2 separate regions of the Homo sapiens genome follow, and region 1 is linked to region 2. A link is a contact called in ENCODE Hi-C or POLR2A ChIA-PET data. All regions are on one chromosome and are shown on one strand. Each heading gives the region's core, a stretch centred on a gene start or an enhancer-like site at or near the end of the contact. The rest is flanking DNA. Distances are from core to core; before and after follow the strand shown.

Region 1 (2,700 bases), core at 178-2,677, 770 kb after region 2:
TGCCAACACCCAGGGCTGCTAGACTGAGATGATTTATGTTATGTTATATACTTTAAAAGACTGCACAAATGTGCAGTAAAGTTTTTGTCATCCTCTTATAATAAGGATAAAGTTCTGATCACGTGCAACCAGTTGTAAAGATGGTAAGTATTTAGCAGTGAAAAGAAAGATAGTGGGAGGAAATTGTCATTTTGGCTACGTATTTCCATTAACTAGCACCTGGTTGGTGAGCCATGATGTAGTGTTTTCAGTAAGCAAATAACTTTCTATACAGCCAGCACAGGTAATTAATCATCAAATTATAGCAGATATACTTGAAGTGTAACTCAGCTAGGTTAAATCCCTGGACTAGAAAGTCTCAAATCTGCAGGAGAATTTCCTCAGAATAGCCAAATAAGTTTGACTTGACATTACTAAAAATCCTGTTTTATCAGATCACAATAAAATTACAGTAGTAATGTTTTAAATTTGTGTAAAGGCCATTTGTGTAAAGGCCATTACATTGAAAAACATCGATGTACTCATCTTTAGTTGCTTGATGAGGCATGAGTTAACTTTTTTAGGCCGCCTCGTATTTTCTTTTTAGCCTGGGATTTAATATTGCAAAAGTAGTTTACTTCACTACAGAGTTTATGTTCTGGGATTTGTCTGTCTGAGGCAGTGAGTCCTAGAGGTAATATGTTTCACCTAAAGATTACTCAAAATGAAGAAAGTATTGATTTTTTTTTAACATCTAATTTTGAAAGAAGAAAGCTCGCAAATACATCTTTTACAGTAGTATCTAGAATTGCCTTTCTCATTCCACCTCTGCTTCACATTCTCTTGGGCCTTTGCTTTCTGCTTTCCCTCATTATGACCCCTTCACCCCCTTTCCCTCCTTTCTCTGAGTTTTCTTTCATGGCCTCCCAGATTCACTGTCCCTTTGCTTCCCTTCTCTGGTTTCAACTCCTGTCCAGACCATTCTGCTTCATATTTTTCTTATGCTCTCACACCAGTCTTTCTTTTGCCCCTCTTTCTGATTCCAGGGGTATAGTTCACAAAAATTTCACTGTATAATCTGTTCTCACCATCTGTTTGTGTGCCTACCATTTTGAAATTATATCAGGAATTGAATGCTGTAATAAAACTGTAAACATTTACATGATTTCCTTCACAATATATGCTGAGTATAGTTTTGTCAGATGCCCAAGTTATACTAGGAAAGAGCTAAATTCATTCAAGTTTTTTTTCTGATTTTTTAATTGTAAAATACACATCTCATTTTTAAATGTACAGTTCAATATTATTAAATACATTCATAACGTTGTGCACCCATTACCACCATCCATCTCCAAAAGTCTTTTCATCTTGTAAAACTGAAACTCAACCCATTAAACATTCCCTTCCTATTGCTCACTACTCCCAGACCTTGGCACCCACTGTTCTGCTTTCTATCTCCATGATTTTGACTACTGTACTCTACCTCATAGAAGTGGAATCATTAAGCACATGCTTTTTTTTTTTTTTTTTTTTTGAGACGGAGTCTTGGTCTGTCGCCCAGGCTGGAATGCAGTGGCGCGATCTCAGCTCACTGCAAGCTCTGCCTCCCAGGTTCATGCCATTCTTCTGACTCAGCTTCCCGAGTAGCTGGGACTACAGGCGCCCAACACCATGCCCGGGTGATTTTTTGTATTTTTAGTAGAGATGGGGTTTCACTGTGTTAGCTAGGATGGTCTCAATCTCCTGACCTTGTGATCTGCCCGCCTCGGCCTCCCAAAGTGCTGGGATTACAGGCGTGTGCCACCGCGCCTGGCCAAGCATATGCTTTTTTATGACTGGCTTATTTCACTTAGCATTATGTTCTCAAGGTTCATCTGTGTTGTAGCATATTGCAGAATGTCCTTTTTAAAAAATTTCCTGTTTTAAAATGGACAATTATTGTACATATTCATAGGGTACATAGTGATGCTTTGATACATATAATGATACATATAATTAATTAAGGTTGTTACTCAAAGTTGTGGTGATTGGTATCAATATGTTGTTAAAATGAAATCCAGCGCCTTTATTTTGGAAATTCCATCTTGATTTGATATTTGGGATATATAAAAAATGTGGTTGTAATACATCTGATGAAATTTAAACATCAAACATACTGAAGACCAAAATGAAGTTGGAAAGGCATTAGCTAAAACAATTGGCATGTAAATAAGGATCTTAGTAGTGAATTTTTTCCTTGGCTTTCTTCTTGATAGAGTTCATTTAGAAAACTGAGTGAACTAAGAAATTGTTTTTGTTTGTTGAAGGCGGATGGCAGGATGAAACCTGGCCAGATGGTTGGACTGCGGTGACAAGAGACGGAAAGCGGTCTGCTCAGTTTGAGCACACCCTCCTGGTCACAGACACTGGCTGTGAAATCCTAACCCGGCGACTTGACAGTGCACGGCCTCACTTCATGTCTCAATTTTAATTTCTCCCAAGATGGCACATCTCAGTACCTTCTTACTGTGCTATGCATTTTATTGAGAGTACAGAAAGGAAGAGGAACCTTTTTTTAATCACTTGTTTTGTTTTGACTATAGATAAGAAAGGACTACAGCATTTGATGTGTGTCCTCAAGAACTTGTCTTGGGTCTGAAAAAGCTGAGAAGAATAAAGGAAACATTGCTCAACTCTTCAGCCCCCTCCCCCTGCACACCTGTTTTCTCATTTGCCCTTTGA
Region 2 (2,870 bases), core at 126-2,625:
TCATTGCAACCTGGAGAGTCATACTGGGAGCAAAGACCATGTATATGAATAGGTATGACTACATGTTAAAGTAATAAATTCATGGATTAAGGTAGAAGTTAGGTGTGTAACATTTATGAAATATAGTTTGGAGTTTTCATTAAATAGAATAGTTTTTAGCTCTTTTGTTTCTCTTCAAATATTAGAAATATTTCTAATTATCCAAGTACTGCATGAATTGCCTTTGAAATATTGCACACATGCACCTGAACAGTTACTTTTTTGCTCAGATATTTTTTTTTTCAGATCATGTGTACATAATGTATGTTCACAAAACATATTTAGTATTTAGGTACATTCCTGTTAGATCTTGCATCTGTGGAACTTCATCGTGGAAACTAATTTATCAAAGTAGCACATTCACATTAGTTTCATATTCTTTTTAATTTTCAATTTTATTGGGACCAAGTAATAATTATGAAGGTAGTGATAAATGATTAAACTTTAAATACTTTTTCTAAGCTCTCAGTTTTCTTATTTGTTTTTCTTTTTTTTACTATAAGTTTTAGGGTACATGTGCACAACATGCAGGTTTGTTACATATGTATACATGTGCCATGTTGGTGTGCTGTACCCATTAACTCGTCATTTAACAATAGGTATATCTCCTAATGCTATCCCTCCCCGCTACCCCCATCCCACAACAGGCCCCAGTGTGTGATGTTCCCCTTCCTGTGTCCATGTGTTCTCAGTGTTCAGTTCCCACCTATGAGTGAGAACATGCGGTGTTTGGTTTTTTGTCCTTGCCATAGTTTGCTGAGAATGATGGTTTCCAGCTTCATCCATGTTCCTACAAAGGACATGAACTCATCGTTTTTTATGGCTGCATAGTATTCCATGGTGTATATGTGCCACATTTTCTTAATCCCGTCTATCATTGTTGGACATTTGGGTTGGTTCCAAGTCTTTGCTATTGTGAATAGTGCCGCAGTAAACATACGTGTGCATGTGTCTTTATAGCAGCATGATTTATAATCCTTTGGGTATATACCCAGTAATGGGATTGCTGGGTCAAGTGGTATTTCTAGTTCTAGATCCCTGAGGAATCACCACACTGACTTCCACAATGGTTGAACTGGTTTACCGTCCCACCAACAGTGTAAAAGTGTTCCTGTTTCTTCACATCCTCTCGAGCACCTGTTGTTTCCTGACTTTTTAATGATCGCCATTCTAACTGGTGTGAGATGGTATCTCATTGTGGTTTTGATTTGCATTTCTCTTAAGGCCTAGTGATGATGAGCATTTTTTCATGTGTCTGTTGGCTGCATAAATGTCTTCTTTTGAGAAGTGTCTGTTTATATCTTAACAGCAAGCATCTGTAGCCGCAGCAGCAGTGAAGAGAAGCATGATTTTTTTTCATATCATTAGAAGTCAGTGAAATGGGGAATAACTGGAGAATTTGATTATAATACAGTAGTCCCCCTTTATCCACAGGGATATGTTCCAAGATCAAGAGGCATGATTTTTGTGCTTAAACTTTTTTAGCTTGCTAAGAAGTAAGATAATTTGAATGGTGACTGAATATGTGATAATTATACAAGGTAGCCCTTTTTTTACTGTAGATATGTCACCTACCCATGAAAATGGGACAACTTATTTAATTCTCAGCAATCACAAAATTCTAAAATCTTTTGGAATAAATTTAACATTAAAGAATCTATATAAAAATAGAAACTTTCATGTTTATCAAGGTATAAACAAAATGTGGGAGCCTAGAAAAGGAAGGTTCCTCTGACTGCAGGAATACAGAAAGCTTCATGCAAGACTTGGCATATTAGTTGACTTCGCCAAGTAAGTAGCCATGCTAGATGTGGAAAATGCACAGAAAGGAATTTTAGAAAAGAATTTAATTCTCACAATTGTGAAAATGAAAGTGTGCTTGGGAAAAAGCCAATAATGTGGTGGGACTGACACACATGATGTTGTGTGAGAAAGTAATGGGAGATGGCATAATGTGAGTTGTAAAAGTTTCTGATCGGTTTAGGACCAGCTCTGGTAAACAAAAAAAAAAAAAAAAAAAAAGAAAGAAAAGTAGGAAACTGAAAATACAACATAGTAAAACTGAAAATATTATAATTTTTAAACACAGTCCTTTCCACTTGACATGCTAACAGAAACTACTATTCCTACTTCATTAGAGAAGCTTTTAAAAATAGCTTCATTCTGTCAGATACTAAACCCTTTAGATAAGTAAAACATAATATTCAAGAGAGATTGCTATTATTTCCAGCTGCTAAGCCAGGTGCCCCAAATTGACTTAATGCCATTCATTTTGAGATAAACTTGAAATTCTTCCATTCATGCATTGGCTGTATTCTAGGTACTTGAAAACCACATTAGCACAGAAATATTTTTTTTTTTGGATTTGATGTGGATAGTGATGCTTTCAAAGTAAAGCTTTGTTACTAGATAGTTATGTGAAAATAATAGATACAGAAAAAAATTGAGTGACATTTGAAGTGAGGTAAAAATGTCTTGAACTTTTACAAGCTCAGTTAGCAGTTCTTGTGTACTTGTCTCCTGTCGGTTTTATCATCAGCAATGGTATAATTGTCCAAAGATAACAAACACATATCTATCTATATACCCATGTATCTACTTACTGGCATATAGTAAAGTGATAGAATTGATTAACATTTAAAAGTATGAAGTTTTAGATCCAATAACCTTGAAAATAAAGCTACCATTTCTGAATAATATTGTGAGGAAGATAAACTGAAAAATGCCACCACAAATAACATAAAGAATTTCATGACTTCCTAGTTTAACATGACACTGTCTTGAGATTTGTTCTTTGGGACAGTCCTTTCTTCACAGTCAAGTGTATTCTT

The links. Hi-C counts contacts between places; a loop is a spot of excess contacts on that map. ChIA-PET counts read pairs that join two places held with the same protein, here RNA polymerase II (POLR2A). Pooled maps may share reads with other maps.
Region 1: a loop to region 2 is called in a map with no recorded cell type, with 2.5 times the contacts of the local background. The contact joins two enhancer-like sites. A Hi-C loop is called at or near these places in 1 of 37 single-sample maps with no recorded cell type and 2 of 50 pooled maps. POLR2A ChIA-PET finds 5 or more read pairs at or near these places in 3 of 52 experiments (AG04450, Panc1 and activated T-cell).

Annotation. Positions count from the first base shown.
Region 1 is chr4:99,058,869-99,061,568 of GRCh38, forward strand. METAP1 (methionyl aminopeptidase 1) reads left to right here. Exons shown (of 11, transcript NM_015143.3): 11 at 2,286-2,700. The coding sequence ends at 2,449. Among named protein-coding and RNA genes, the nearest start is that of ADH5, 29 kb to the right of the region's middle. Within about 2 kb of position 1,428, at least 11 of the 41 ENCODE cell types and tissues checked have a DNase peak (open chromatin) inside an H3K27ac peak, as active enhancers do.
Region 2 is chr4:98,287,515-98,290,384 of GRCh38, forward strand. All of the region lies in intron 1 of RAP1GDS1 (Rap1 GTPase-GDP dissociation stimulator 1), which reads left to right. Among named protein-coding and RNA genes, the nearest start is that of RAP1GDS1, 28 kb to the left of the region's middle. Within about 2 kb of position 1,376, at least 3 of the 41 ENCODE cell types and tissues checked have a DNase peak (open chromatin) inside an H3K27ac peak, as active enhancers do.